Linked DNA regions of Mus musculus: region 1 is linked to region 2. The links are chromatin loops, found by intact Hi-C in ENCODE. Cell type or tissue: gastrocnemius. All regions are shown on one strand. Links, peaks and the distances in the headings refer to the core of each region. The heading gives the core; the rest is flanking DNA.

Region 1 (11,313 bases), core at 1,519-9,518, 52 kb after region 2:
TGGAGTTTCAGACAAGTAGAGTCATATGGTACTTGGCTCTGTTCCTGTGTGACTGAGTTATTCCATTAGCATGTTCTCAAAGATTCATCTGTCCTGTAGTTTGTGGCCAAATTACCTTCCTTTTAAACTGTACATATATACTACATTTAGTTTACCCATTCAGCAATGGACATTTGAATGACTTCTCATTAAATGAATTCTTAATATATTTACTAGCTGCTGGGAAACCTCACAGCTAACCAGAGATCCAGGCCACTGATCTGTCATCACAAAGACTCTCCTACATAGCTGTCTTGGGAAACGACTAAAAGCTGACCTCTTGAGCTAGGTTACTTGTCCTGTCCCAGTCTTCTGTGGCGCTCGTACCCAGCTCTGACTGCTGCTTGTCATCTTGGCTACTTTCCAACCTTACTCAGGATGCCGTTTTCTTTTCCGGGATCATCTTAGCTTTCTAACTGTGCTTCCTGTACCTCCTCCTCATCGTGCAGTCTGTTCTTGATAGCAGCTGCAGTGATCCTGTGGAGATAGCAAGCCTTCCAGTGACTTCCTATTGTACTCAGAGTAACTCAGAAGTCCAGACTGTGCCCTAGAAGGCCTCGTGTGACCCATGCTTTCTTCACTGCCTGCATTCGTCTCTTAGACCATGTTCCATTGCTCCCTGTTTATGCTGCTGATAGCCTGGTTTACTCGTTCACTGAACAGGACAGCTCGGACCTTGGTTCTGAGTATTTCCTCTTTCTGCACAGTTCTTTTCTTTTCCTTCCTTCCTTTCTTTCTATTTTTTCCAGAATATGGTGTCAAATCCCCTGGAACTAGAGTGATAGGCAACTGTGAGCCTATTGGGGTACTACTGTCTGAACCAAGGTTCTTTTCAAGAGCTGTAAGCCCTCTCAACAGGGACATCCATCGAGCCCCTTATTTCTGTTCTTACTCCCTTTACAATCCAACCATCAGCATGCCTTTTAAACAGTTAACCAGGCGTGTTGTGTGGCTGTGTAAAACCTCCCAGTAGACCTTGTTCAACGTAAAAGTGACAATCATTGTCTTGTCTTCAGGACCTTGAGTATAACTGCTATCTACCTGTTTCCTGACCCTTTTAACCACTGTGCTACTCATTACACTTCAGCACATCACAAGTTCCCAAGAGTACCAAGCTGACTCCCATTTGATACTGCCTTTCCTCATCCATCCCCCTGCTCCAAGCAGTCATTTTCAAGATTGTCATGCTTACCTTCTTTTTATAGAGACCTTTATTTTTTTAAGGTTTTATTTTTATTATTTTAATTATGTTTCTTATTCTACGTCCCTTGGCCAGTTAGTCACCCTATGTTAGTCTACTGCAGAAAGAAGCGTCTCCGATGAAAGCTGAGAAATACATTGATCTATGGGTATAATCATAAGTCATTAGGAATGGGTTTAACACTTTGTCCATTTGGCAGAATAATAGTAGTAGCTTCTATGACCTATTGTCTGACTAGCCACATGGTCTTGGTTCAATAATGGTGTCAACTGTAGGTTTCATTTTGGGGAGCAGCCTTAGAGTCAGCCAGAAAGTGGTTGGTTCCTCCCATGATGTCCAGGTCACTACTGTATCAGTGGGTGCTTCCTGTCAGACCCATCATTATTGTAACTGGCAGGATTCATTTCTGGGTATGATTGATGGTTTCTTTTGTCTCTTCTGGTAGCATGCATAGTGTTTTTTAGCACTGTGAAAACTAGAGGGATGAAGCTTCCACCATCTTGATTTCCCCGTATCCTATGACTCAAATACTGCTTCACTCATCAAGTTCTGAAGGGTTAGCCAAAAGCAGTGACAGTAGCCTATAATGTTTGTTGGGGAAGTCTCCAGGACTTTACTGGCTGCAGTCCCAAAAAAAGTAACTCATTCCTGAGACTTAAGCTTATATTTGTCCCAGTTACAGGGTAACTCCATTTTAACTCTGTTAATATATGTATCCACAGGTATCTTAGAAGCTTATACAGCAGTAGCTTCCCGTGTGACCTTTCCAATGTTGCTATCCCTTCCCTGCTCCCTCTCCTACCCTCTTCTTTCCTGTCCTTCTCTCGCTCTCTCTCCCTCCCTGTTCCACAATTTCTTTCTGCCTTTCTGTACCAGGTCTTTTCTTAATGATTGCCTCCTCAGAAAGGTTTGCTCAGTTAACTCAGTTAACTCCTTAGCTAACATTTACAAACTCAAATTATGGTTTTTATTTTTCAGGGCTGATGATTGAAGTAAAGTTATTTTAATTGTTAATTTTCTTTTTCTTATCTCTGAGTATCTTCATGAGGACAGGAACTTTATCTTTTCAAAGGTAGGCAAGTGGCAAATGCTAAAGCAAAGTTCTTACAGGAAGTGAGAAATTCCAGTGACATAAATGACAAGAAAACAAAATATCTTTGTTGCTGATAGGGGAAAGGGTTTACTGGTCTGGAGAGATGAAAAGCTAAGAGAGAAAAGGATGGCGTGGAAGAAAACCTTGAAGTGAGCAGAGGTTGTTTGAGCTGTTTAAGGAAAGAAGCTGTCCGCATATCATAAAAGTACCCGGTAAAGCATCAGCCTCTGATGTAGAAGCAAGAAGGACAGAAGAGCTAGAGAAGATGACTGCAGACAGGGGTCACGCAAAACAGATGCACGGTGTACACAGCGCAGCACAGCGCAGCACAGCCCTCGACAGGAGGAAGGTCCCAACAGGGGCTTCTTTAACTAGAAAGGAAACTTATCTCTGGCATCAGAGGTCAGTGTTGCCCTTTTGGGAGCTAATGTATCTAGGGACGGGACTAAGTTGAAACTGGTGCTTAATTGCCATTCCAAAAGTCCTCTGGCCCTTAAAAGTTAAGCTAAGTATATCCTGCTTATTTATATTCTGTAACTGAAGCTTAAACCTGAATGGCAATGTATTTGTTTTGACTTAGTCTACTGAGTATTTTCAGCCACTGTTGACCTACTCCTAAAGGGGGAAGAACAGATTCCATTCAAACTACCAATTTGTTGTTGTTGTTGTTTTTGAGACAGGGTTTCTCTGTGTAACCCTGGCTGTCCTGGAACTCACTCTGCCTCCCAAATGCTGGGATTAAAAACATGCGCCACCCTGTCCCAGCTCAAACTACCAATTATGTTCCTGATCACCTAAGAAGTCTGATGAAGATGGGCAAGATTAAAATAGTTTTCATGGCCTGTTTAACATGATACCTGTCCTGTGGATCAAAGAATAAATTAGGCTTTCATGTATCCTTAAGACATGCATTTCTTAGCATGGAACCTGTTACATAAAGTAATTCCTCTGAGACTACTGAACAAAGTAATTAGAAACTGTTCTGGTAGGGACTCAACTTTGAGAACATTTATGGCCTATGGGGGAATCAGTGCATCATCACTAACAGGAGCTGGAAGTAGTTGGATCCTGACCTCATGTTTGAGGTTTGAAGCTTAAGTGAGAAAATAGCCAGATATGGAAGTGGCAGAGAGCAAGGATTCGAAGCAGAGTCAGAGACCATGTCTATTTGACAAAACTTAAATAAGGAATTGCTTTCTTGTTTTGTTTTGTTTTTCGAGACAGGGTTTCTCTGTATAGGCCTGGCTGTCCTGGAACTCACTCTGTAGACCAGGCTGGCCTCAGACTCAGAAATCCGCCTGCCTCTGCCTCCCGAGTGCTGGGATTAAAGGTGTGCACCACCACGCCCGGCTAAGGAATTGCTTTCCTATGGATGAGCAAAGAGTGGTTTCTTAAACCTACTCATGGAGAAGACGGTTTGAGCATTGCTGGAATGATTCCTATTTCAGAATATCCTCCAGTGTTGGTGGAGCAGTGGTAAGATATCTGTTATAGTAGCGCTTTCAGAGTGGCTAAGCTCTAGAAGCAGCTTACATATCTGTTAGCAAATGAGGATAAGGAAAGTGTGGTGTTATATAATACACAATGGACTTTTATGTAGTCATAGGAAAGAACTGAATTATGTTATTTGCAGGAAAATGGATGTAAGCAGACATCATGCTAAGCAGATTAAGACAGAAAGTCTAGGCTCTCTCCTATATGTGGGACTTTGACTTTTTTTTTTTAAAGACATGAACGTAAAAAGTGGAATACTAGGGAAGAGATAAAGGGCCATAGCAGGGTAAAGGATGAACTTTGGTCATATGGGAAAATGAATAGAAGACACGTATGTGATGCATTAACAAAACACATGGTTTTGTACATTGAATAAACACTGCTGAAAGGAATGAAAAGGAGAGCCCTGGCAGTGTTGGAAAGGATTCACTAATTTGAACATTCTACAAAGTAAGTGGCTACTAAGTGAGACCATGTTTCCCCAAGACCAAACAAAGGAAATGCTGTCAAACAGCATCTCATGCCCCAGAGGCATTTTTGTGCAAAGAATTAACCCTCACAGATTTCATATTTAAAAGTTGCCATCCCATCATAGGGCTCCCAATGGAGGAGCTAGAGAAAGTAGCCAAGGAGCTAAAGGGATCTGCAACCCTATAGGTGGAACAACATTATGAGCTAACCAGTACCCCGGAGCTCTTGACTCTAGCTGCATATATATCAAAAGATGGCCTAGTCGGCCATCACTGGAAAGAGAGGCCCATTGGACTTGCAAACTTTATATGCCCCAGTACAGGGGAATACCAGGGCCAAAAAGGGGGAGTGGGTGGGCAGGGGAGTGGGGGTGGGTGGATATGGGGGACTTTTGGTATAGCATTGGAAATGTAAATGAGTTAAATACCTAATAAAAAATGGAAAAAAAAAAAAAAAGTTGCCATCCCCATCCACGAAACCTTAAGTATGTACTCTGCTAAATGGCAGCCATCAACACTGAGGCAGGACCTTCCACCAGTGACGAGACTGTAGCTCATGAAAGGCTCAGATGATCTTGAGCATTCTCTAGCAATAGAGTATTTTGAAATTGAGGTCTCTATATTGCTTAAACAATATAATGTGACTGCACACTTCATAGAAACTACAGCATATTATAAATACAGGTTGTGTGAGCACCAGGGAACCAAAAACTACAAATTATATGACTTAGCACTGTGGTCTGGAACCAACTTCATGATATTTCTGTTCTCAGTTGTGAATGTTATTAGGTAAAGAATTTCTCAACAGAACAATAAAAATAATTATTTTATGGGCAATAGTAAAATATCTATAATAAGCCCCACCCACAAACATTTTTCTCTCTGCTCCTGAAGGTGTGTGACAGATGAATCCGTTTTTAGATTTCTAAATTTTTTCATATAATATATTTTGATCCTATTCTCTCCTCTCCCCCACGTTCTCCCAGATCTTCTCTAGCTCCCTACCCATCCATGTCATTTCTACCTCACTCCTCCCATCCCTTCCTCTCTCAAAAACAAACAGAAAAGAAAAACCATCAAAAAATAAAAAGTGCAAAACCAAAAGAGCTCACAAAACAAAGCAAAACGAAACATGGGATCTGATTCGTGCTGAGCCTAAGGCCTGCCCAGGAGTTCAGCTGATGACTCCATTGGAAAAAGCTCGGATTTCCTTCTCCTGGCATGTGTCAGTTACAAATAGCTTCTTGGTTGGGGGGCACTTTGTGCACACTTCACCTTCACAGCACTGAAATTTTGTTTGGCTGAATTTGTGCAGGCCTTGTGCTTTTATTCAGATGAAAAGATGCATTTTTTTAGAAGCTAAAGAAACCCTTGTTAATGTGTTGGCTCAATTTCTCTTTTCCAAAATCAAATCAAGGAAGAAAATTCTGAAAAATACAACTAAAATATTAATCATTTAAAACTTAATTGTGGAAATAAGGTCATAATAACATTATGTCTGTCTTGCTGAACATTGTATACTGACAGGGATACTGTAATACATATAAGAAACCAGAGTTTGTTAAGAGCTCCTTTTTATTCCTTCTGTCTTGGAGCTCTTTTTTATTATTGCTTACTGAAGTAGTGGAGGTCAAACCCACTCTACCACTTGCTATGTCCTACCCCTGGGGTCTTTCCTTTAAAGTGGTATGTTTAATTACATATGACATATATATGAAGCATGGTGAATATTATTTTCACTTTGTGTAAAATATTAGTAACATTTAAAATAAAATATTTACCACTGCCCCCCCCAAAAAAAGAGAAAGAACCAAAACACTGCTACTTTTGTATAGCTTCTTGCTGACAGAAAATTTAAAACTTCAATTAGAAATTAGTAAAACTCATTCTTCACACACCCGTGGTTTAAATTTATTTTCATTCCTTCAGATACTTGCATGGAAGCCAGATGCAGTTCACAGCATCTCAAGAGACTTAGTTTTTTAGGAAAGTAGAGCTTAGGGCCGTTTCCATATTTAGCCCTTAATGCTTTTCAAGACCTTAAAATAAGCTAGTGGTTGATGTTAAGTGGTGGTTGTCGGTCCCTCCTGCATTAGGCATTTGGCTTGTTGTCGCCACTTTCAGATTATTGATGAAACAGTTTTTTTTATCAAAGCTGCTTAGTCACTAGATCTTCAGGTCATAGGATTCTGGTAGTAATCCGTGCCTTTGAGTTGCTGCAGAAAATGTAACTCATGTCACAGGTCCTGAAAGGTTAGACTTCTGCTTTATGAACTACTGCAGCCTGGTCGCATCTGCATAATGATTTTTTATTTACTGTTTATTGTGGTAATATATATAGGACACAAAGTTTCTTGCTTTAGTCAGTTTTCACGTGTATATTTCTTGGCAGTTATTACCTGCCCTTACTCCTAAATTTCCTGAATTTCATATCATCCAAACTTTAGCAATAATACCCATCCTTCCTTCAGCCAGTCCCGTTAGCACTCATCTTTCTGTCTATAACTTCGCATGTGACCAATATTCTGCATAAATGTAATTCGATAATAGGTGTTCTTTGTCTGCCTTTTTCTATTAGCATACTGTGTTTGGGTTTCATCTGTGTTTTACAGAGCGTGGTCAGAATTCCATTCTTTTTATGGGGATAATGCTGCAGCCTATAGGACACCACACTTCATTGACTCCTCCATCTGCCGGAGGACAGCTGGGACGGCTTTTGCCTTTTACTTTTATGAATAATGCCACTGGAAACTTGGTTACATGTATCTATCTGAGTCCCCACTTTCAAGCGGTTTGGGGGATAGATGTGAAATTTTTGGGTCATATAACTCAGTAATTCAGTATTTAATGTATAGAAGAACATGATCATTGTTTTACAGTAGTTTTGTTCTTTTTTTTTTTTTTTTACTCTTTTGTTAATGTTCATTTATTTATTTATTTATTTATTTATTTTACGTTTTTGCTTGTCACCTTGTTTGACTTTTGTTGCTTGAGTTTTAAATAAATGTTTGTTTTGGTCATTCATTTTTTTCCTATCCTTTTCAATTGTTTGTTTTTCAGACCCGAGTCAGAACTCCATCACAGGGGAGCACAGCCAGCTGTTAGGTATAGTATTGCTCTGGGAAGTATCTCTGTAAAGTCTCCCTCTTTGTCCCTGAAGACATTACCTACTTCCCTCCATTGCTATTTTGATTCTTTCACTTTGCTCTTCACTCCTCAAGCTTCTCACTGTTTATTTACAATTTGGTAAGATATATGAAGCTACTTTTGTAATTAATTATTAAAATCAGTAGTCAGTACAATTTTTAATTATATTTTAAAAGGTAACTTTACATAATCTGTAGCTAAAAAAAAAAAATCTTACCTTCTTGTTCCAGGATAGTATTGAAAAGAAGACATTATCTTCCACACATTTGCTGTGGTAGGTTTGCCCACAAACACATCATATGTACGTAAAAATTATTTAAAAGTTAGATTAAAGTGGGCAAGAGATAGTTAATCCAGTAATGGCACTTGGCCTGAAAGCCTGGTGACCCAAGTTTGGTCCCCAGGACCCTTGCACATGGGAAGGAGAGAACCAACTCCACAAAGTGTTCCCTAACCTCCACACTGGCACGGTGGCACGGTGGCGTGGTGGCACATGCACACACACCCTGTTAGGAACATGTACAATAACAATTAAGATCACAATATCATGGTCTATACAGATATTCTTCTCGTTTATTATGTTGGTGTTTAATCACATTTTAATTGCTGGAAGCTGTTGAGTTTCTGTGAGATGCTCACCAGGTAAAGCACTTCCCTGATAGCCTGAGTTTGGGTCCTCGGATCCACATAGTAGAAGGAGAGAGCCGACTCTCTCGGGTTTCTCTGACCTTCACAGCACAGTGCAGTGTGTGTGCATGCACCCACCATCACACAGAAAAATAAGATACAATAATAATGTAATTACTGAAAGCCTTCCTAGACAACATGCCTTTAATAACCCATAAAATTGATAGTCCAGTTTCTTACCTATGAAACAAGTTATGGAGATGAATTGATTTCCTCTAGGTATTATTTATTGTAGGGAAATTGTAATTTGACATGAATTTTATAAGCTCTCAAAACTTGTAGATTTCAAAACATATCCTTACAACTTGGACTCCTTTCTAGAAACACTGCAATGAGGAACCCAAGCAACACAAAAGATCAGTATTAAAAAAGCAAATTCTTTAAAGGGTCTCTTGTCCCCAACACCTCCCCTCTACTTCCCCAAGTACTTAATTTTGACTACTTATTAGGAGTTCTAGAAAAAGTTATTTATAAATGTTCATGTCCTGTATTATGTTTCCCTTAATGCCAATGGCATTGGGTCATTGGAATGGCCTTTTGTCGTTTATGTTTCCTCGTGGTATCTCCTCTCAGTACGTAGGGATCTCTCCATCCTTTATGTAGAGTGCAGTGGGACTTGGTTGTCACTGCAGCTTTACTCAGCCATTTCCCCTCTTCATGAGCATTTAGGTTTTTTCTAGAACACTGATTTAAAAAAAATTATGTTGAGGGACCTGGGTTCAATTCCAAGCATATGGCAGCTTACAACCATTTATAACTGCACTTCCAGGGAATCCAATGTCTTCTTCTGGCCTATATAAGCACCGTGTGCATGTGGCACATGAACAAACATGCAAACAAAATACTCATACCCATACAATATTTTCAAAAGAAATTATGTTGCCATGAGTATCTTATACTTGAATCTGTGCAGTCACAGCTGTCAGTACATTTGTATGCAAATTTTCTCAGTGGATTTATACATTTTCAACAAGATAAATCACCATAAACTCCCACCAATCTGGGTATGAGGAACGTTTGCCACTCTGTTATCAAAAACTGATGTTCTTTTTAAAGTTTTAATATTTACTTATTTAATGTAGGGAATGACATGCATGGCATTGCATGTGTGTGGAGGTCAGAGGACACCTTTCAGGCATTGGTTCTCTCCTACCATATGTGTTGTGCACATTGAACTCAAATTGTCAGGCTTGGCAGCAACTGACTTTACCTGCTGAGCCAGCTATCCAGTCCAAACTGATACTATTAATCTATATTTTTTATATTTACTAACAGAATGTCATTTCTAGTTTGTATTATACTTCTTTAGTTATGAGTGAGAATAAGAAATGTATGGTATGTTAATAATTAATGTTGTATGTAGTGTGCATGTCTAGGTTTGTACACTGGCATGTGCTATCAGAAAGTCCACAGGAGGGGAGGAACTTGATATGACTTGTTTGCTTACAGAAAAAGCTCCAGAGTATTGAAGAAACTGGGCATGCGTACTCGTTCTCTTTCTGTCTATCTGTCTCATGGTAGCACATTCCTGTAATCCCAACATGTGGGAAACTCAAGACAACAAGGCCAGCCTGGGCTACATTAGACTCTGTCTCAATCTTTCTTTTCTCCCCTAAATTATGAAATTGCCAAGATAAGCTCAAAAGTCTGAGACTACTTTGTTATCTGACCAGGAATATTTGTGCAGTGGAGGCAGGGCAAGGGTAAGAATTTATACAGTTCACAAATTACCAAACAGCATTGAACTAGACAAAGACTGTATTTTGTAATATTTTTTATAATTGCCCCTCCTTTCAGGACTGGGGATGTAATTCAGTGATACAGTATTAATTGGCAAAAACACCCTGGGCTCAACCCCAGCACCTCCAAAGTTAAACCCCCAACACCACTAACGGGCCCCCCGGGTCTTTCTAAGAGGCTCCTATGTGTAGGCTCACCTGCAGGAAACACTGGCTCAACTGTCTTGCTTGCTGAATTCACTTTATAATAACATCTTTCAGACTTTGCCTGCCAAATGGGATTGAAAACAGCATCTTCAGGCTGCTAAGTGCTGCTCCTGCCAACAGGCCGCAGTTATTTTACTGTTGTATTTACTGTTCCCACTGACTCATCAGCTCTCGTGCAAAACTCAGGGTCAGGCTGAGGTGACGGATGGGAGGTGAACTTTCTTCTGGGATAATGTATCCAAGTCTGTACTTAACAGTTTGCGAACTGTTCCCAACCTGTGTATGTGTATAATTTTCTATTTAAAAAATTTTGGAAAGCAAGCAGGCAAACATCAGTGAGTCGTGGCAGATTTTCTTAAAAATGAGAGGATGAAAACATCCAGGTTTGCACAATCTTCTTTCATAGTATAGGAAGCCAAATAAATACTTCAATAAATTTGAGTCTTTCATAGGCTTGATACCAATACGTAATAGTGGTAAGATGAGGAAAGCATTGCCCAGCCTAAACACAGTATCTGTAATCCGAATCACACAGTGTTTTTATTTTAATTTAAATATAAAATTTTATCACTATTTTGAGAATGTCATGCACGCATGCAGTGTATTTTGATTATATTCACCCTGCTCCTCTCGTGGACTCCTCCTCCCAGATCCGACCTCTTTCCCTACTTGCTCCAAAGTTTCTGTCTGATTTTTGGGTTGGTTTTGGTTTTGGTTTGGTTTTGTTTATTTTACAGCCCACTGAGTTTAGTTTATGATGCTCACATACTCATGGATATTGAGCCATCCAGTGGAGTGTGGGTGTATTAGTCAGGGTTCTCTAGAGTCACAGAACTTATGGATAGTCTCTAGATAATAAAGGAATTTATTGATGACTTACAGTCGGCAGCTCAATTCCCAACAATCGTTCAGTCACAGCTGTGAATGGAAGTCCAAGGATCTAGCAGTTACTCAGTCTCACGCAGCAAGCAGGCGAAGGAGCAGGAGCAAGAGCTAGACTCCCTTCTTCCAATGTCCTTATATTGTCTCCAGCAGAAGGTGTAGCCCAGATTAAAGGTGTGTTCCACCACACCTTTAATCCCAGATGAAAGGCGTAGCCCAGATTAAAGGTGTGTTCCTTAAACTCGGAGATTCAATCTTCTGGAATCCATAGCCACTATGGCTCAAGATCTTCAAACCAAGATCCAGATAAGGATCTCCAAGCCTCCAGATAAGGGTCACTGGTGAGCCTTCCAA
Region 2 (11,313 bases), core at 2,318-10,317:
GAAGGAAGGGACATGGACGGGTGCCTCTGGAGCAGTCCTTTACCCTTGAGCTAGTAGTAGGCTAGAGGAGTTGCTCCCTTCCAAAGAGACACACAGGCCTGCATCTTCCAGGAAGAACAAGCTCAAGCCGCCATCCCTGCCGCTAAGAACATCTCTCAAAACAGTCCTGAAGACCTCCCCTGCCAGCTCCATAGGCAGATGAAGAAGATGTGAAATAAGATTGATGCCTGTTCTGCAGGAAAAGCAGTCTGCAAGCACGCTGAGTGCAGGGAAAAGTCCAGGCTCTTGAGAAGCGTTCATGGGACTCTTGAGAAAAAGGCAGTTTCACAAACACTGGTCCACCCCACTCCTCCTCTTCCTATGCCTCTTGTTCCTAATAATCTCAAATAACAGAAGATGCAGTTTGTGAGCAGGCTCAATGACTCTAGGACTCATAAGCTCATTTCTCCAAAAGTCGTCCCACTCAGCATACACGGACATCTACTAACCCTACCCACTCCACAAGACAGGGAAGCCACCGGATCCCAACCGCTCTAGGGCTCCTGTCTCTAGCCACACAAGCACAATTCCCAGGACAGAATACAGCAGCCTAGATTCTGGGTTCCCAGAAACTTCATTATAAGTGAGGGGAGGGCCATGGAGGGAGGGAGGGAAGTTTCCTGTGCTTTCAGTTGACAAGTATGACAAGGTGAAATTTGGCAGCACACGGGGGCTGGAGAGATGGCTCAGCAGTTAGAGCACTGATTACTCTTCCAGAGTTCAATTCCCAGCAACCACATTGTGGCTCACAACCATCTGTAATGGTGCCCTCTTCTGGTGTGTCTGAAGAGAGCAGTGGTGGTGTATTCACATACATTAAATAAATAAATAAATAAATCTTAAAAAAAAAAAAAAGACAGTACAGACTATCTATGGTTCTGCTGCTTAATAGTAGAAGTTTAGGGCTCACAAAGAACAAAACATTGGACTGAATCTAAGAAAGAAAGAAATCTAGAACACAGTTCCTGTCAGGGACCAGTTCTGTGGATGCTGGTCAGGTAGAGGGGCTATAAATGTGCTTCCTTAAAAAGGGCCTGCCTGCATCCTGCATGACTTTAATGGTACAGACAGAGCCCACTTGGTCTGATTTCATGCAACACTTCTCCCTTTTTTCTTAAAAAAAAAAAAAATATATATATATATATATATATAAATAATTCCACTGACTAAGCAGTACCCTCAGATTCCACTTCCTGGCCATAAAGGAGACATGAAATAGGAACAACCTAATGTTCACACTCATCTGAACCATACACCACAGGGCTAGCTTTATACCACCAAGTTCTGCACGCAGTGAAAATGTTCCTAAGGTCTGAGCTCCACAATAGGGAGAAAAACTGAGTATCTCACCGTTGCTAAGATGGCCTATCCCCTCCAGCCTGAAAACCAAGAAAGATCGCCCCTAATCAAATTAAAAACAAACAAACAAACAAACAAAAACAAATCCATTTACTTAAAAGATAAATGCAGGTTTATACAACCACTCTGAAGGACAATCACAAGTTCAAAGCCAGCCTGGGTTACAGAGGGAGTTCAAGGGCAGCCTGAGACCTTGCCACAAACTAAAAGGTGAAATGGGAGGTGCAGATTTGACTCACAGCATGCTGGCCTAGCAGATGCAAGGCCCCAGATTCAGTTTCAATAAACAAATATTCACACACACACACACACACACACACACACACACACACAGAGAGAGAGAGAGAGAGAGAGAGAGAGAGAGAGAGAGAGAGAGAGAACGTATGAACACACATGCTCAGAAATGGAAGTCTATGGAAGTATCCTATCCAAAACACTAACTAGACAGAAACTTGACCTTAGACTTCCCAAATTCCAGATAGATGCATGATAAATTACAATGAAAGAAAAAAGAAAGCAAGAGAAGCCTGCTGCCTGAACTGACAAGTAGCCACCTCTGTTAGAAGGAACCATCAGGCCCTGGGAACAAGCAATTTTACAAAATCTCTAGCCCCGTTCACTGGCTCATAAGTGAATAACCCCACTGAGTTTTAGCTTTCTGAGCAAGGCTAATGGACCTGGCCCCATCCCACTTCTCCATCCTTCAGCCTACTTTTCCTGGAAAGATCAAGAGAGTTGACCCTGACTTCACATGAAGTCTAGAGTGGGTCAGAAGACACAGATCATGGCTCTTCTCCTGAAACCCTGATGACGCCCCTTATACTAACACATAAGCCTCTGTTTCCACCACAAGCATGCTAAAGTTCCCTCTTCCTGGAATCAAACTGGGTAACTGGTATCCAGTCCCAATATTCAGTGTATTACTTCAGATGGACTTTGTTTCATTTCCAAGGATGTACCTTCCCATTCTTTTTTGTTTGTTTGTTTGTTTTGTTTTGTTTTTTCGAGGCAGGGTTTCTCTGTGTAGCCCTGGCTGTCCTGGAACTCACTTTGTAGACCAGGCTGGCCTCGAACTCAGAAATCCGCCTGCCTCTGCCTCCCGAGTGCTGGGATTAAAGACGTGCGCCACCACGTCCGGCTGCACCTCCCCATTCTTAATGGTAAAAATCTATTTCCCTGGGCTCCCTGGTGCCTCAGATCCCCATGGATTATCCTAAATGATTTGTCCCTAGGTAAAGTGGCAAATTTGATACCTCAGGTGGCAGATACTCCACACTCCACTACCCCTAGTCTTACTTCCATCTGATGCCATAATCCGAGGTTTAGGTACTCCAACAGTGACAGTCTGGAAGGCTCCAGAATGAAACACTTGAGTCTAGGATCCAGGCAATAACCCAGCTCCAACAGATGATATCTAAGGAAGGGAGGCTAAAGACTGGGTCAGAACAGAATTAGAATCTTGGACTCAGGCATTCTGTAGTGGGGGAGGGGAAAGGATATTGTGTAGTGAGAATGAGGAGATTTCACTCTGTGGGTTTTTGTAAGCAAGCAAAAATTAGAAAGTCCCTCCGTGAATTTGATACCATGATTGTTGGGTGTCCTCTTTTAGGACAGTTTGAACATTGTCTCCCAGATTCTCAACATTACACTGTAGTTTTCACTGTTGGCTTCTTATTCTATTCTTCAACAATACATCTAATCCCGAGCTCCGCCCTTTGCCCAGTTCTGCAGCTGGATTACTATTAACAACAGACCCTTGGGTGGACCTCGGGCTTGTTTCAATGATGACTCTACTTCCCGAGCCAAAGTCTGAGTGCACAGTGAGGATTAAAAACAAAAACCAAAACTAAACGCTTGGCACTGAAGTGTCTCAGATGATGCAGTGTTCAACTGCTGTGGGCTGAGCGCCACCTTCCTGCAAAGCCAACACACACTTGTAATCCTAGGACCCAGGAGGTAAGTTTGAGAAAAGCCTGGGCTACAAAGTGGGACTAACTCTGAAAAAAAAAAAAAAAAACTCTCTGTAATACCCAAACAGTTCCGTCACAACACTCCCGAAATTCCTGGAAGCCACGGCCCTTTTTTCTCCCCATTTGCTGAAAGATTTTACTAAATTAAAAAAGATTTTAATTAATTGATTATTGATTTTTGAGACAGGAGCTCACTCTTTAGCCCTAGCTGGCTAGGAACTCAACAAAGATCTGCCTGCCTCTACCTCCTGAGAACTGGTATTAAAGACCTTCACCTTCAGCTGGGTGCATGCCTGGTGCTCACAGAAGCCAGAAGAGGGAGTCAGAGCCTCTAGAACTGGAGTTAGAACCAGTTATGAGTTGGTGCTGGCACCTGAAGATGGGTCCTCTGTAACAGAGTCGAGCATTCTTAACCACTGAGTCACATCTCCAGTTCCTTTTGGATTTTTGAGACAATCTGGCTATGTAGTCTTGGCTGAAATCTAAGACTCTCTGACCTTAGCCCCTTGAGTGCACAACCCCTGCCTTAAAATTACCATAAAGTTTTTTCATTAAATTACTTTTTAAATTTTAAATTAATATTTTAGTATGACTCAAAAGTCAGATTAAGAAAAGTTTTGAGGGGGAGTCCAAGGGAGTTAAGAAAGGGAGATGGGAGGGTGAAAAGGACTAAAATTCTGTCTGTGTGTGTGTGTGTGTGTGTGTGTGTGTGTTAAAAGTCGACAACAATAACATCAAAACCTAGACAAAACGAACAAAAATCCAGGCTATGTAAAAAAAAAAAAACCCTACATCAGCAAACACTCTTCCCTTTCATTCCCTGTACCAAGACCTCCATGCCAGAAGATACCAATATTAACTGTTTGTTGTATATTCCCACCCCCGCAAAATCTCGAACACCCACGCCCCCCCACACCCCCCCCACACAAAAACACGAACACTCGCGAACACATCCACCCACCCACCACGCTTTTGTTTGTTTGTTTCTCGGTTTAAAAAAGGGTTTCACTGTTTAGAATACTGTCCAGGTAGGCCTTGGACCTAGGATGTTAGAAATCCTTCCGTTTCAGCCTCTGGACTTCTGGGGTTACAAGCACGGGTTAAGCTCCCGGGTTTTTTTAATGTATCTCATGAAAACGGCAGTCGAACTGTCTATAGTCACTACTTAAAAAAAAAAAAAAAAACTTTACGATTTTTCTGGCTACAAGTTTAGTATGCTACTATATTTTTGCCACTATAAGTAGTGCTGCAATGATCATTTTGCAATATCTTGGTTTTAGTTTTTAATTCTTTTTTTTTTTTTTTTTCTTTTTGAGACAGGGTTTCTCTGTATAGCCCTGGCTGTCCTGGAACTCACTCTGTAGACCAGGCTGGCCTCGAACTCAGAAATCCTCCTGCCTCCGCCTCCCGAGTGCTGGGATTAAAGGCGTGCGCCACCTTAAACTAGAATCTTATGAGACTTTTCAGTCTTTTAAAAACTGGAAATACCCCGAGAAGGCGTACCTTACTTGCTATTATCTGCTACTCACCATATAAGAAAGAGCTGAACTTGTGGTCAGGTCCCGAGTTTGAATCTTGGTTCGATCCCTAAAACAAAATCCACCGGTTCACAAGAAAACCTTTCCGTTCTGTTCGCTTTGCATAATATCGAATACCCATCATGCACTCTTTGCCGCCAATACTCTGAAATTGGGCGGGAAACCGGATGTAAAAAGTAGGGTTCAAAAAAAAAAATCTTAACTTCTTCCCTAGGATATAGGAGGTTGAGAATCCTTGAGTCCTTGTTTCTCCAGGAATTCGAAAAGTGGTGCCTCTGAAATGGGTGTGCAATTTGAAATTAAAGATAGGACTGATATCAACAGTGAATGATGCATCAACATTCAACCCACATCCATCCCTACTTCCTAATCCCTGGCAAGTGGCTGGCACACAGTGGGCAGTTCCATGGATCTTAATAACTTTGCAAGGTTGCTGCTAGCTGGAACCCAAGGCCAAGCAAGACTTGCTCTACTATGCCCCCTTCTGGTCACATGGATATGACTGGAGAAATGGACTACATTTCCCAGGATGCCTTGGAGAGACTTCCGTCCAATCTGGAAGGTTGTTGGCGCACGCGATTGAAGCGGCGCACTCGGAGTAAACGCGGCTGGCGGTAGTACGTGTGTCTTTTTGCTGAGGGCAGTTATGTTTCTCCAATATTACCTCAACGAGCAGGGCGATCGCGTTTATACGCTGAAGGTAAGGGGAGGAGGAAACAGCTATATATCAAAAGGACGAGAAATTTAGATGGGAGGAACAGTTGGAACCGGCCTGCGCAGCCCACTGAGTGGAGCCATGTCGGAGCCAAAACGTGGTAGATAGGCAGTGGCTTCTTTTTCTGACCACGCGATCTCCTGGCCTCAGGTCACCCATTTTCTTGTTTCTTTCTATCACACCACTCATATTGAGATATTTTTTATTTTTCCTTGAGCAGAAATTTGACCCTATGGGACAACAGACTTGCTCCGCCCATCCTGCTCGGTTCTCCCCAGATGACAAATATTCAAGACACCGAATCACCATCAAGAAACGCTTCAAGGTGCTCATGACCCAGCAACCGCGTCCTGTCCTCTGAGGGCTCGTTAATCTTTTACGCTGCTCATGCCTCGGCCTATTATCAGCAACCAAACGCGTCAATCTGTAAGCCTTGAAGCCTTCCCATGCTGTTTGGAATCCTATCTCACTCACCACGTGAATGAGTCTATACTGATGGGCCTCGCCTGTAAAAGGAACAATATTTTTCTTTCTTTTTTTCATGCCAGGTTATTAAAGATATAGTGAACTGAAAGTTCATTTTGTGTGTTGTTGGAGGAAGAGATGGGGGAAGGGTAGTACCGTTGGTAGTACAAGGCCACTTGAGAACATTCGTAAGCCCTCATTGTAGCAATAGAACTGTGTGCCATCGACGATAGGGTGTTGGGGGGAAAAAGGCTGTGAAAGACTCCTACAAAGGTCAGCATTCCCTGGAAAACTACTGTCTAATTGTGGGCCCTTTAAAAAATATTCTGAATTCCTCAAAGAGTAAAAAAAAATGTATGTGTGTTTTAGTATTTTACCGACATGTGTCTATGCCTATATGTGCCAGTAACCATCAAGACCAGAAGAGGGAGTCAGATCCCTGGTGACTAGAGACTGATAGCTAGTCTTTCTGTGACTGCAGGGGATAGACACAGGTCCTCTGGGAAGCACCCCTCTCTCCAGTCCTACCACTACATTTTGAGTTCTGAGATAACAAGTATGCCCAACCCTGGAAGTTTTCTTTTTCTCTCTTTAGACAGAGTCTCTATGTAGAGCTGGCTGCCCTGGACCTCAGGTCTAACTGCCTCTGCCTTTGAACACTATCTTAAAGGTGTGCGCCAGCCTGTGGATGTTTCTTTACCAAGCCAGTGAAATCTGTCTGGTAGGAGATATGTCTTCTTGGTTTTTTTCAGTATTGGATACAATTAATTCTGTCCTTCGATTGCAAAAATAAAACATTAGCATTGTTAGCATTACTTCTATGCCACGAGCTGTGCATACCAAAATAAAGACTTCAACCTGGAGGTAGTACTAGTCACCATGGAGAAAAGGAAACGTGTGACTCTAGCAATGACTTAGACAATCCCCTGGATACACATGGCTTTAGGGAGCTTGATTATGTGTTTGGGGGCAAGAGGAAGAGCTGTCAGAGTGAGCTAGGTAGTGCATATAAATACATGCAAAAAGACTGGCATGTGTCAGAGAGCAGAAATTGCGCAAAATGTCATTGTAAAGTCTGTGAAGTTTGAATGGCCATCAAGGCTGCCTTAGAAAGTAGATTCCTGAGGAGATGGGCTTCTTTTCTTCAAGAACAGTTGTAAGGTTTTTGGTTTGGTTTGGTGTGGGTTTTGGTTTTTCAAGACACAGTACATTTGTAAGGTTTTTGTTTGGTTTGGGTTTTGGTTTTGGTTTTGGTTTTTCGAGACAGGGTTTGTATAGCCCTGGCTGCCCTGGAACTCACTCTGTAGATCAGGCTGACCTCGAACTCAGAAATCTGCCTGCCTCTGCCTCCCAAGTGCTGGGACTAAAGGTGTGCATCACCACTGCCCAGCCATTAGCTAGCTATAGGCTATATTTAAAAATCCAGGCTGTGCATGGTAGCTGATGTCTAATTCTGTCATAGAATGAGGTAGAAGGATCCCTATGAGTTCCAAGCCAGCCTAGGCTATGTAGTTAGTCCTTGTATCAGAAAACTAAAGGGAGCTGAGGGTGTACATAACATAGTAGGTCCAGTGACTTTCTAACATGCACATAGCTTTACAGAAGACTGGGTTTAGTGACCCCATAATTCCAGCACTTGGGAAGTAAAGGCAGGTCAGAAGTTGAAAGTCATCCTCTGCCGGGCAGTGGTGGCGCACACCTTTAGTCCCAGCACTTGGGAGGCAGAGGCAGGTGGATTTCTGAGTTCGAGGCCAGCCTGGTCTACAGAGTGAGTTCCAGGACAGCCAGGGCTATACAGAGAAACCCTGTCTGGAAAAAAAACAAAAGAAAAAAGAAAGTCATCCTCGGCTATATAGTTTGAGGACATCCTGTGCAACATGAACTCATGTTTCACTTTCTCTAAAGAGCAAAAGAGGTATTTTGGCAGCAAAGGTGCTTCACCCACAAGCCTGCAGATCTGGGTTCAGATCCTGGGACCTATAATCAGAAGGACTCATGTATTTGTACACTCAAAATAAATAAGTGTACCAGTTTTCTAACCCTGCCCCCACCCTCACTGATGAGGATAGAATCAAGGGCTTTGGATATGTCAAATACTCAAAGATCTAATACAATTTTACATTTTAACGGGTTTCGTTTTATTTCCAAGCTATCAAACTCGACTGGAAATTGCCATTTGGTCAAAGTGAATTTCCAAGCCCTGGAATTAAGATGGTTTTGATTCATTTTTTTTTTAAACTATAAATCTTTTATGTGTATTTAAGTGCAGTGCCAGCATGGGTCTTATCACCTAGACCTGGAGTTACAGGGCCATGAGAACTGGGAACGGAATTAGGGTTTCCTTCAGAGCAGTAAACGCTGTTAACCACTGAGGGTCTAGCCTCCTGCTCCATTATTAAGTCCACTGATTTGCAACTAGGAGGAAAGGAAAGGTCTCAGGAAAGGCTCCAGTGAGTTTCTGCATTTTGATCAAACTTTCAGAGCGTTTTCAAGTAAAACATGGTTGAACTGAAAGTTATTAAAACACCTTGACGAATTAAATAAACATTCTAGTGTTAATAAAGTGGGTCAAATCCTGGAAATGTTGCAGAGCAGATATCCCAATGTCTTCTCCATGTCTGTATAAGTTCTCTTTAATGGAAATTTAAGCCTGGCTTGCAGTTTCAAAAGGATATGAACAAGAAAGGGGAAAGTAGCCCATAATGATGAACAAGATACAGGTGTCTTAGAAAAGACAACTGAATTTTTACAGAGGTCACATCTAAGGTAACTAGATACCGTAATGGGAGGTTTGGGTGCCATAGAGTTAAGGTTTCCAGAGAGCTTTTAGAGATGACCCTTGCGGTTCGCGGGTCAGTGTTCACTGAGTGCCTCTAAGCAGCATACTGAGTACGTGGAGCACAGGTGAGGAAAAAGCAGCTCGCCACACGCGTTCAGACCCTAGGGCGGACTACAGTTCCCGTCGTGCTCCACGTGAGAGTCGCCGGTCCGCGCAGGCGTGGTGCCCTCTGTCTCCCGCGCTGCATGCTCCGGGCGGGGCTGCTGTTGCCCGGCCGCAGGACGGCGCCGCCCTCTAGCTCCCCAGACTTCTCCGGACGGTTAACCTCGAATGAGGAACGAGAGGGGCGGAAAGGGGAGGGCTGCGGCGGCGCGGGCACAGCCCGCCGCGCCCGGGGCGGGGGGCGGCGAGGTCACGTAACGGCCTCGGGCGTCTGCCGGGGAGGGGGCCTCCTGCGCGCCGCGGCTCCGGAACGGTTAGCGGCTAGTAAACAACAGCTGCGCGCGCACCCGCATCAGCTGGCGCGGGCTCCCGCACCTGCGACCTCCTCCGTAGCCGGGACCAGCCTGCCTGGCCGTCTTCTCCCTCCGCCGAGACCCAAGGAAAGCCGGCGAGAGGCTAACGGGCCCCGGGAGGAAAGCGCGTCCTGTCACACGCAGTGCAAACACGGCGAGCGGTCGTGGGCTTGAGGGACTCGCCACGACCTGCCACGACCCTGCAGTGGGAGCTGCCCTGATCCGCTAGCCGCCGCCTCCAGCTCCTTTGCCAGGACGAGACCTCTGGGAGGCAGGAATCCACTCTGCTTCGGCATCCTCTCGTGGCTCTCCTCTTTCTCCTTCCTGTAGTGTGGGGGTATTTTCCCGTTATGCATGCGCATCTCTCCCACCAGACCCAAGTGGATTATCGACCTCAAAAACATCGGGTGGCTCAGCACACACCTCCTCCCAGCCAGACCTGTGGGGTATTCACCTGATACACAACAGGTGGCTGGTGCACACCTTTGCGCAATCTGATCCACGCTCTTATACGCCTGATAAGGGTGGGCCTGCATGCTCCGTCCTCAGCTAGAACCGTGGGACACTCGGCAGATAAAGGACTAACTACCTCATCCGGACCCTGGGGGTTGAGCAGAGGGAGGCGTCACCAGCTGCTGTGAGATCATGGCACGGAGCCCTCAGCCCTGGACCAGGGGAGATAGCTAGGATTCTGAAAGAACCAAGTTATACAGGATTAGCATCGTTTTGTTCTTATTTTGTTTTCTCGAAAATTATTTTTCAGTTACTGGTGGGGCACTTTATAAAACAGCTGGCTTGAATTCTATACACGGATTCTTAATTGGGCCTTTGTGGGCTGTAAATCAGGGTAATTGAGGGTTTTTGGTTTTTTTTCCCCTTCTATTTTTGCAATCAGAAGTAGCTAGTGTAGGAGGAAGAGTTTTTGTGAGCTTTTCCTTTTTTCTTTGTCAAAAAGGAAAGGGGGGGGAAAATGCATCCACCAGAAGCCACCACCAAGATGTCCTCAGTTCGGTTCATGGTGACACCAACTAAGATTGATGACATTCCAGGTTTGTCAGACACCAGCCCGGACCTCAGCTCTCGGTCTAGTTCTCGAGTAAGATTTAGCTCCCGAGAAAGTGTGCCAGAAACAAGCCGTAGTGAGCCTATGAGCGAACTGTCTGGGGCTACTACTTCTCTGGCAACTGTTGCCCTAGATCCTTCCAGTGACCGGACTTCTAATCCCCAGGATGTTACGGAGGGTAAGTAGAGACTCAGAGAGCCGGGTGTTTCAACCCTTGGGTTGTCCATGTTGGCTAACTACCCTAATTTTATAATCATAAATTAAGGCCCACGTTTCTGTGATGCTTACGAGTGTGGGAATAATAGCGACAGTTAGTAGGTCACTGCAGTAGTCTTTTTGGCGTGGGAAAGTAGCTGGCAAGAGGGCAAGGAAATGTCTATTTTGGTTTCCTTATTTCTGTCTTATTTCTAATTAAAATGACTATTTTTAAAAAATTAAATCTTTTACAACACACAAAAAAAGTTCTAAACTAAAATTTTAATGGGCTGGATATGCGCTTTCTAGAGAGCTTTGGGGCTTTGACTCCTAAGTCAGCGTTTAAGGCAGGTTGTTACATCTTGTGTCTTACTGGATTCTTTTGCAGATTCAGTTGGGTGTCATAAAATTATTTTTTGAAATTTATGTTTTTATAGAGTATTTAAAGTAACTGAATTCACTCAAGGAAGTGGTACTCTCTTGAAAGAATGGAACTTTCGAGAGGGACTTCTCGTGCATGATTCCCACATAATTTCCCTGCTGAGCTTTAGATAACTATTTTGTATATTGTATATTGAGTTTTGTAGTCAGAACCTATAGAAGCCACTTCTGTTCGTATTAACCACTTTCCAGACTTGACCTTGAGCTGACGAGCCTGACTTGAATTAGAAGTTT

Evidence for each region. A loop is a pair of places that touch in the nucleus more often than their neighbours do. Peaks named below come from ENCODE experiments on the same cell type or tissue, not always from the same donor. Only the 100,000 strongest peaks of a DNase experiment are listed, where the experiment ranks them.
Region 1: it touches region 2 in a loop (1.9-fold over the local background); 5 of 42 quality-filtered maps call a loop at or near these places.

What each region holds. Positions count from the first base shown.
Region 1 is chr2:112,308,884-112,320,196 of GRCm38, forward strand. Slc12a6 (solute carrier family 12, member 6) reads left to right here. Exons shown (of 25, transcript NM_133649.2): 2 at 7,358-7,402. Among named protein-coding and RNA genes, the nearest start is that of Gm39908, 38 kb to the right of the region's middle. In gastrocnemius, for the core only: no CTCF peak of the experiment used is centred there; no DNase peak of the experiment used is centred there; H3K27ac peaks cover 1,004 bases.
Region 2 is chr2:112,256,472-112,267,784 of GRCm38, forward strand. Nutm1 (NUT midline carcinoma, family member 1) reads right to left here and starts at 2,820. Exons shown (of 7, transcript NM_172521.2): 1 at 2,695-2,820. The coding sequence starts at 2,710. Nop10 (NOP10 ribonucleoprotein) reads left to right here and starts at 5,455. Exons shown (of 2, transcript NM_025403.4): 1 at 5,455-5,606; 2 at 5,842-6,427. The coding sequence starts at 5,553. The coding sequence ends at 5,982. Slc12a6 (solute carrier family 12, member 6) reads left to right here and starts at 9,843. Exons shown (of 25, transcript NM_133649.2): 1 at 9,843-10,621. The coding sequence starts at 10,351. In gastrocnemius, for the core only: CTCF peaks have their summits at 3,297, 5,386 (motif pointing left), 6,497 (motif pointing right) and 9,126; DNase peaks (open chromatin) are centred at 5,441, 5,912, 9,121, 9,339 and 1 more place; H3K4me3 peaks cover 3,154 bases; H3K27ac peaks cover 3,061 bases.